2 separate regions of the Homo sapiens genome follow, and region 1 is linked to region 2. A link is a loop called in an ENCODE intact Hi-C map of the cell type or tissue named here. Cell type or tissue: HepG2. All regions are shown on one strand.

Region 1 (5,000 bases), 220 kb after region 2:
TCTTGATCTCCTGACCTCGTGATCTTCCTGCCTGCCTCAGCCTCCCAAAGTGCTGGAATTATAGGCGTGAGCCACCGCGCCTGGCCCATCTCCAGAACATTTTCTTTATCCCAAATTAAAACTCTACCCATTAAACACTAATATTCCTTTCCCTCCAAATCCCTGGCAACCTCATTCTACTTTGTGTCTCTGAATTTAATTTTTCTAAGTACCTCATATAAGGGGAATCTGACAATGTTTGCCCTTTTGTGTCTGACTTCACTTAGCATAACGTCTTCATGGTTCATCCATACCATGGCACATGTCAGAATTTGCTTTTTAAGGTGAATAATATCCCATTATATGCATAGACCACATTTTGTTTATTCATCTGCCAATGGACATTGGGGTTGCTTCCACCTTTTGGCTGTTGTGAACAGTGCTGCTGTAAACATTAGTGTAGACATACCTGTTTGGGTCACTGCTTTCAGTTCTTTAGAGTATATACCCAGAAGTAGAATTGCTGGATTGTATGGTAATTCTGCTTAATTTTTTGGGAAGTCACCATATTGTTTTCTATAGTGACTACACTATTTTACTTTCCCACCAGTAATGCACCAAGTTCCAGTTTCTTCACATCCTCACCAATACTTGTTTTATGTGTTTTTGCTAAGAGCCATCCTAACGGATGTAAAGTGGTATCTTATTGTGGTTTTGATTTACATTTTCCTAATGATTAGAGATGTTGAGCATCTTTTAATGGCTTATTGACCATTTGTCTCTTTGGAAAATTATCTATTCAAGTCCCTTTTACCCATTCTTGAATTGGGTTTTTTTGTTGTTGAGTTTTAGAAGTTCTGTATATATTCTGGATGAGAGTTTTATAGTTTTAGCTCTTACACTGGGTCTTTGGTCCATTATGAGTTAGCTTTCGTACAGAAGCTTCTCTAGTCATGATGGAGTTATGTCCCAGTAAACCCATCGTAAGTTGAAAATATCTTAAGTCAAAAATGCATTTGCCCCAGCGCAGTGGCTCACACCTATAATCTCAGCACTTTGGGAGGCCAAGGTGGGCAGATTGCTGGAGCTCCAGAGTTCGGACCAGTCTGGGCAGCATGTCAAAAGCTCATCTCTATAAAAATACAATTCGCTGGGTGTGGTGGCACATGCCTTTAGTCCCAGCTACTCAGGAAGCTGAGGTCGAAGATCATCTGAGCCTGGGGAGGTCAAGGCTGGGCTGAGCCATGATCATGCCACTGTACTCTAACCTGGGCAGCAGAGTGAGACCTTGTTTCAAAAAAAAATTATTCAATCCACCCAACCTACTGAACATCATAGTTTTGCCTAGCCTAATGTAAATGTGCTCAGAACACACATTAGCCTACACTTGGGCAAAATTATCTAACACAAAGCCTGTTTTATTATTTTTATTTTTTTGAGATGGAGTCTTGCCCTGTTGTCAGGCTGGAGTGCAGTGGTGCAATCTTGGCTCACTGCAACCTCCGCCTCCTGGGTTAGAGCGATTCTCCTGCCTCAGCCTCCCAAGTAGCTGGGACTACAGACGTGTGCCACCACGCCCAGCTAAGTTTTGTATTTTTGGTAGAGATGGGGTTTCACCATGTTGGCCAGGATGAGCATTGATCTCTTGACCTCGTGATCCCCCTGCCTCGACCTCCCAAAGTGTTGGTATTACAGGCGTGAGCCGCTGTGGGCTGTGTGGGGGGAACCGGCTAGGTCCTCAAAGTATGGTTTCTACTGGATGCATATCAGTTTTGCACCATCAGAAAGTCAAAAAGTCATTAAGTTGAGCCATCATACGTTGGGGACTCTCTGTGGTATAAGGTAATGGTCCAGCCTCATTCTTTTGCATGTGAATATCCAGTTTCTCCAGCACCATTTGTTGAACCCTCACATTTTTCTAGTGCTCTTCTGTTGAAATGGTGCTCTGCAAACAGTCCCTCCACCCATCTCAGCTGCCCAAACGAAAAGCTTACCAAGGGTCATCCTTGGTTCCTGTCCTTCCCTCGTAGTCTTGCATCCTGTCAGTCGTCCGTCAGCAAATTCTGTTGATTTGGCCTCCTAGATAAAGTGTAATCCCCTTTCCACTGCCAGCACCCTGATCGAACAACCATTGCTTTTACCTGGACTGTGTCACAGCCTCCTAACGGGTCTTCCTGCTTCCACCCTTTTCCCCTCTCTGATCTGTTTTCCACATTGTAGCCAGAATAGTTAAAATAGAAATCAAAATAGAACTAAACTCCTCCCATGGCCTACAAAGCCTGTGTGATCCGGCCCCTCCACGGCTGAGTCGTCTCAGTGTGCTTTAGTCACGAGGGTCTTGCTGGTTTCACTGAGCACTAAGCTCATCCTAGTACAGAGTTCAGGGGAGGCTCTGGGGTCGGACTTCGTGTGTGTGAAGCCTTCTCTGTCACTTGACTGTGTGACCTTGGACAAAATGCTTTGTTTCTGTGCACTCTACAAGTGATGATAGTAATAACTGGAACCCAGAGGGTGGTCATGAGGATTAAGTGAAAGGATACAGGGAAGGTGTTTGGTGCAGAGCTGGCATCCAGAAAACACGCATCTTTAATGGAAATGTGTTGGCATGGTTGGCTCCTATCATTCAGGGTCCCATTCAACTACTGCTCAGAGGACATCCCGTATTAATATAAGGTAGCCCCCCATAACTATCATGGATTTAACATTGCACTCTATCACCTTGTCTCTAGCTGTCCCCCACATGATACTAGAAGGGATGCTCCATGAGGGTAGGACCTCGTCCTGCTTCCTGCTGTAGATCAGTACCCAGCACACAGCCTAAATTTGACAAAATGAATATATGGTCAGTTATCTAACCCATGTGGCTAAACCAAACTTAAAGAACATTGTATCACCACAGGACCAAAAATGATTTGTTTTTATATTTTGCCTCTCTGACCCTAAAGCCAACCATTTTCAGAAGTTAGCATTGGAGGTCGGCAATCATCTTCAGGGTGCTGAGTGGAGAGGAGCCAGGAGCAACATACACACACGTGTGTGCACATTATCCCTTTACACATTTACTCAAAACCTATGCTGAGCTCTGTGCCCCTGCCTGATTCATACCTCCCTGACCTTGCTCGTAGGGCCCCACAGTTTGGATTGGGCGTTCACACTTACTCATCCCGATCTTTGGGCCTGAGATCTCAAAGCTCCAGTTTATCTGCACATTCTCCCCTAACTTTGGAAATTATCACAACCCTAGTGCCACTGTAGTCAGTCACCTTGCCCTTCCCTGGATCAGGGAGAGAGGGTTTGGAGAACTTGATAGCTGAATCTCAATAGTATAGGTAGTAAGCTTTTCATTGTTTTTTAATTTTAATTATTTTTTAAGGCAGGGTCTCACTTTGTCACCCAGGCTGGAGTGCAGTGGTGCGAACACGGCTCACTGCAACCTCAACGTCCTGGCTCAAGTGATCTAGCTCAGCCCTCCAAGTAGCTGGGACTACAGGCGTGCACCACCACACACAGCTAATTTTTGTTTTATTTGTAGAGATGGGGTTTTACTATGTTGTCCAGGCTGGTCTCGAACTCCTGGAGTCAAGCCATCCGCCCACCTCGGCCTCCCAAAGTGCTAGGACTTCAGGAGTAAGCTTTTTTTTAAGAATATTTTTCCTATAGGAACTACAACCACATGGTTAAAATAAAAACACCTAAAAATGTACAAAAAGCTCTACCATGAAAAGTATTTCTCTTTGTGTAGTACTTTTCCTCAAAGGCAACCAATGTTACCTAGTTTCTTTGAGTATTTTTTTCAGAAGTTTTACACAAATAAGTGACTGGCTATGTCCTTACTGCTTTTACATGGTAGCACACTCAGCACACTTCTACCTATTGCTTTTTTAGCTAACTTATTTGAGAATATTCCATATGAAATTTTCGGATTTTTTCTTTATAATTGAAGTTAAAACATACAGTAATATGCATAAAGTGCACTAATCTTAATACATGTAGCTCAGTGACTTTTTACGTATGTATATGTGTCTGTGGACACACACTTGTAAAGCCAACTGTTTTCTCTGTAACATTCACATACTATTTCATTGTATGGAGGTTCCCTCACTGGTTTAGCTTATTCTCTGTTAGATATTTGTAACGTTCTCACATTAATTTGTCAGGAGCAAAGGTGTAGCTAGTACCCTCACACATACTTCCTTGTGCATATGGAGGAAGACCATGTATCTTGGGCACTAATACAGGCTCATAATTCTGAAGTCCAAAACACACTGAAAATCAGGTTTCCAGAACTTACTTAGCAGCAACACCTGACCTCTACTGAGTTGAGCCTATATATAGTCTCTATCCCATTTAGCGTGGCTAATCCTAGGTTTGGCAACAGCAATATTAACATGCCTCATTACTGGTCCTGCTGCAGATGCTGCTGGGGCCATCACCTAATAGATGGCTTACACACTGAATTTTCTAAAATTCAGAAAACTCTGAATTGCCAAACACATTGGTCTCAAGGCAAGGATTTTATATAGGGACTTGCGGCCCACCTAGCTAAGATTTGTCAAACATGTAATAAGTGCCATGTCTGTGCTCAACGTTTTATCTGTTTTATGCCATTCACTTCTCAAGGCAATTATGAAAATGGTGGTTTTTGGAGGAACGTGGCTCGTAGAGATTCTGATTGAGGACTAGAGTCAGGACGCCTGGTTTCCAGCACTGTGGAATTTGGGCAAGTTACTTAACCTATTTTAGTCTCATAACCTTGCCTTTACTATGAGGAGCCAAGAATCATTCAGATTAAATGAGAGTTCACGTAAAACGCTGGGTGCAGTGCCCTGACAGTTGTCCATAACAAGTGCTAATTGTCGCTACAATCCTCACTTTAGAGATGGGCAAAACGAGGTATGGAGAAGTGAAGTAATTTGCCTGAGATCCCAGTAAGAGGGTTGAACCCATGTCCATCCAAAACAAAAGCATTTGAACCGTCATCCAAGAATTTCCCGGTTTATGTGGGTCTTTTGAAAGAAAGG
Region 2 (5,000 bases):
CAGTGGCACCATCATGGCAAACTGCAGCCTTGAACTCCTAGGCTCAATCAAACCTCCTGCCTCAGTCTCCCAAGTAGCTGGGACCACAGGCATGCACCACCATGCCTAATTTTGTTTATTTTTTTGTAGAGACAAAGTCTCACTATGTTGCCCAGGTTGGCATCAAACTCCTGGGCTCAAGTGATCTTCTCACCTTGGACCCCCAATGTGCTGGGATTACAGGTGTGAGCCACCACGTCTGGCTGAAGATGTAGATTTCTTTGAGTTTGCCAAATCCGTGACCACTGGTCCTTCTTGCTACCACCTAGAATTGTATTGCTGTCTCCCCTTCTTCTGTTCTTGCCATCGTTGAGGGTTTATTATCTAAATATGTAATGCATACATAAAACAAAATCCCTTTCCTCTAGGTTTCAATAAAGTTGGGAGATGGACTAAAATTAGAAGCCCAGTTGGGTCCGTCCTCATCTCTGAGAAATCTCTCCCTTCCTTTCCAGGCATCTCAGAACAGCCAGATGGGAGGCTGGCAAACAGCCAGATGGGAGGCTGGTAAATGGGTGCTGCCATCATCCTAGCTTTGGAGATTCCAAGTCTGCAGATGCCTGCTGGCTATGTTCATTCCATTTTGACCATTTCCCAGGCTGCTGCTGAATACTGGTTACCAGGAGAAATCGGGGGCATTGCAGAGGAGGCATTGGTCACACCTAATGGCTATTTTCTCAGCCGCACACTTTGGTTCATCCGTGGTTGAGGTCCCAAGGCGTGAGGGTTGGGGGCCCATATGGGGTGCAGCTGCAGAGGCAGAGGACGTTCTCTAATGAACTCCCCGCCAAGGTCCTCCCCGGCCCCTAATTGCCCATCAGTGGACTGAAAGCTCTTCTGAGCTTGGCGTGGCAGGGGTGGGCGTGGGGTTAATTTGACACCCCGCTCACCATCGTGCACTTGTTGTGATTACTGCTGTTTTAAAGCTGCAGCCTCTGCTGCACATAGGGTGCTTTGGCCCCTTGGGAGAGAAAAGCCACACCGCTGAGGGAATGAGTTATTTGGTAGAACATGCATTGTTTGGTGTTGGAGTCCTGCTTGCTTTTATAAAACCTCCTCAAGCCCAAAGCCACAGGCTCCCTGAGGGGAGAACTGGCTGGTGCCAAGTTTTTAAAGTTAAGCTTTTCTTCATGGCAGGATTAAAAGTTATCCTGCTTGAGCCTCTATCAGATACTGACTTTACTTGATCTTCTACATTTTTGCATGGTTTGGATTACCTGGAACTAGGAGCACTGTGGAAACACTCTTTGGAGACTCCAGTAAAGAACAAATCACTACCTGACCCTCCAGCACCGCTGAAATGATGCCTGCTTATCCTGCAGCCCTTATCTAGTAAACATAGTTGATCAATAAGAACAAAGCCAGAGAAAGGACAGGCTGCCTGGCCTGTGGTGAAAAGAGGAGGTGTTTGAAGCCAGGCCCAGATTTGAATTTTAGCTTCTTCACTTTGCAGCTGCAGCGCTTTAGCCAAATTATGGGTCCTTGTGGTGTGTTGGTCTCTTCTATCTGTAATGTCACTTGAACAAATAGTCAAGCCCTCCCAGGGTTGTTTGGGAGACTCAGTGAAGTCATGAGTGTTAAAAATGCCCAATACTAGTAAAGGGTTTTTATGAATCAACTTTTGTTTTTTTCCTTTATTTAAAGTAAAAGAGGAATGTGTTTGCTTTGGTGGTCAATCTCATTAATACCATTAATCGTTTTAAAATATTACCTAAATGTTGAAATGATAATACTTTGGATATAGTAGATTAAAAATATATATATTGTTAAAATCAATTTCCCCTGTTTCTTTTGACTTTATATATAACAGGGCTACTGGAAAATGTAACATTTTGTGTGTGGCTCATGTTATATTTCAGTTCATCAGGACTAGGTCTAGGCTAACCTTTTCCTTCCTCCCTCCTTCCCTCCTTCCTTCTTTCCTTCCTTCCTCTTTTTTTGTTTTAATTTTTTTAATTTTTGAGACAAAGTCTCACTCTGTTGCCCAGGCTGGAGTGTAGTGGCGCGATCTTGGCTCACTGCAACCTCTGCCTCCCGGGTTCAAGCGATTCTCCTGCCTCAGCCTCCTGAGTAGCTGGGATTACAGGTGCACACCACCATGCCCCACTAATTTTTTTGTATTTTTAGTAGAAATGGGGTTTCACTGTGTTGGCCAGGCTGGTCTCAAACTCCTAACTCAAGTGATCCACCTGCTTCCTTTCTTTTTTCGAGATGGGGTCTTGCCCTGTTGTCCAGGCTGGAGTTCATGGCACGACCATAGCTCAGTGTTGTGGTGGCCCAACTGAATGAGGTGAATGAATCGGTCACTTAGTCAGTCTGTTGGGGTGATGCTGGGGCATGTCAGACTTGGTGTCTGCACTCAGGGACCATGTTGTGGAGAGTACACAGCAGTAGTTGACACGTACTAAGTGAATTGTCTGGTTGGAGGTCTGGAATTTTTTGGAGATGGGAGAGATTATTGGGGTTGAGTGATCCAGGAAAGTTTCCTATAGAAGGACTTTGCGTTGGGTGGAGGCTCAAGTAGGTGGGGCTTGGTGGGGATGGCCTCCAGGTGACCTAGTAGGTTGGTATGAGCCAGCATGCAAGGGCAGGAATGTGCTGGTTGTTCAGGAAGGTGACCGGTCCATCCTGGGTGGGCAGCAGACCTGGGGATGAGGGAGTAGGGGGTCCTCATTAATAATGAAGTGACCTTTTGGATTCATTTTCCCTTGCAGCCATTTCACCCTGTGGACATGGCCTAGGCTGGCTGGAGGCCAGCATCCCTCAATGTGTGAGTGTGGGGTGGCCACTCCTGGCTTTTGGAGCAGGATGGTCCTCTATGAGTGGGATGTTCCACACACGGCAGGAGGTTTTAACATCCTTGAGTGAGTCCACAAAATGCCAGTCATGTGGCAGTCAAAAATTCCCCCCGCATTTCCACCTGGGAGTGGTACTGCCCATTTGAGAGCTGGTAGGGTAATAGGCAAATGAAGGGGGAGCTGTGTTTCTCCAAAGAGCTGTCCCCACTCTCGGACACACAAGAATTATGGGAACTACATGTGCCTTCACTCAAAAGACTCTTTGATGTGCAGCTTCAGCTTTGGGGCCCTTGGAAAATCAATAGTTGATGTAATAGCTGTTCTGTGAATTGTGTCCATTATAACCCGATACTCTCCAGTTGTGGGAAGAATCCAACAAAGTGACACAATAGTGCATGACCCTTTTGGAAAGTTACTTCATGGAAAATTACTTAGTGCATCAGGTGCAGAATCTGCAACTTTTATTTCTATTTTCTAAAATATTGCCTATTTTCAAGTCAAACCAACCAGAGCCCTTCTGATTCCTGAGTTAACTTCATGCAACAGCAGCTTCCTACAAATATTTATTGAGCGTCTGCTCGGTTCCAGGCTCTTTCCCAGGCACTGGGGATACAGAAGTGAGGAGAACAGACCTAGTCTCTGCTCCATGGCAGGGAGTCAGTCCCCCCGGTCTCATCGGGATATAATGATGGCTGTGATGGCAGACTACAGGGAGAGTATCTAACAAGGGGACCCTGCATTATGTTTTATGGAAGGCTGTTCAGAGAAGGTAGTGTTTTTAAGTGGAAATGAGAAGAATAAATGGGAGTTAGCCAGATGGGAGGGGGAGGAACGTTCCTTGCAGAGGGAACAACTCACCCAGAAGCCGATGTAGGCAGCAGCGTGGCTCATGGACATGCTCTATTGCCCTGAGCTAACAAAGTTTCCATTAGAGGTCTCCTTTGATCTGGAGTACCGAATACACAGAGCCCTGTGCCCTGCCAGGTGAAGATGGTCACATCTTTGCTGTTGGAGGCAGGTTCTGGATTTCTTCCATTCAGTGAAGCAATGGACTGGGGCGTTATCAGAGAGTCCAAAAGGTCTGTGATTTGCTTCTTTTAAAACAGGCTCAGCTCCAAAGAGGCTCCACAGGTTGGCTCTGACACCAGCCCACAGAGTTGGGGTGACTTTTGTTTTACTCATCTATGTGCTTTGGGGTGCCACTTCATTGTCACACTGTGGTGACTCCCGCACTGGGTGTGAGCCCTTTGGGGGCAGGATGTGGTCTCAGCCACCTCTGGGAGCCTGGCCCAGAGCTAACCCAGTGGTGCCCATGGAGTGGCCACACCGTGCCCCACTGAGCATCTGGGCCACCTCCATAGTGGGAGACGGGAGGCTGCTTTCCAATCAGAGCTTCCTGATTGAGCGTCTCGCTCTGTAGAGGCGTCTCTATGTTGGGGTGAAATTTCCGCAGGATAGGTTCCTAGAAAAACAATGATGAGGTCAAACATTTTATTGCCCTTGGTCAACATTTATGCTTGACTGCCATTCTGTTTCTTTCAGGGTATAGGTTTCTGGGTCCCCCCAAACTCCTGTCACTTGGCACTTAACACAGAAAAATGAAAGAACTATTGAGCTAGTTCTAATGGAAGGCGAGAATGAAAATGAGGAGGAAAGGTAACCAAAGGTTGGGCAGGGAAGGGAGAGGGCCAGCACAGGTCAGGTCTGCGACACTGGATTTAAATGCAGAAAAAATCCAAGTGGGAGGTGGTGGCATAGGGTGATGATCACACAGCTTAGAGCCCACAGCCTGGACTCGAATCTTGGCTCTGCCTCTTTGTAGCAGGGTCTCTTCCAACCTCAGAAGCCCTGTTTGCATCCCATCATTTACCTTCTACTTCCTAGTGGGCGTGGACAGGTTGCTGTCTCCCCACTGCATTGTGAGTCCTTGTGGACAGCAGCCCTGCTCTCATCCTCCTGTGTCTCCAGCACCTGGTGCTGCACCTGGTGCAGCATAGGCACTTAGCAAACAGTGGCATGAATGAATGAATGCCGGAAGCCCTGGTGCGTGTCCCGTGGGGCTGGAGGAGAGACCTGGCTCTTGGACAGTGTTCTTGCTCCTTCACAGTGTCTCCCATTCAGTCATGGACCCAGTGGGGCCTGGGCACTGAAGAGCCCAGAATG

What was found. A loop is a pair of places that touch in the nucleus more often than their neighbours do. Peaks named below come from ENCODE experiments on the same cell type or tissue, not always from the same donor. Only the 100,000 strongest peaks of a DNase experiment are listed, where the experiment ranks them.
Region 1: it touches region 2 in a loop (35-fold over the local background); 1 of 110 quality-filtered maps calls a loop at or near these places.

What each region holds. Positions count from the first base shown.
Region 1 is chr14:95,079,869-95,084,868 of GRCh38, reverse strand. No RefSeq gene overlaps it. Among named protein-coding and RNA genes, the nearest start is that of MIR3173, 56 kb to the left of the region's middle. In HepG2, no CTCF peak of the experiment used is centred here; no DNase peak of the experiment used is centred here.
Region 2 is chr14:95,299,300-95,304,299 of GRCh38, reverse strand. All of the region lies in intron 1 of CLMN (calmin), which reads left to right. Among named protein-coding and RNA genes, the nearest start is that of CLMN, 18 kb to the left of the region's middle. RefSeq lists an enhancer at 813-1,314. In HepG2, no CTCF peak of the experiment used is centred here; DNase peaks (open chromatin) are centred at 3,119 and 3,789; H3K4me3 peaks cover 839 bases.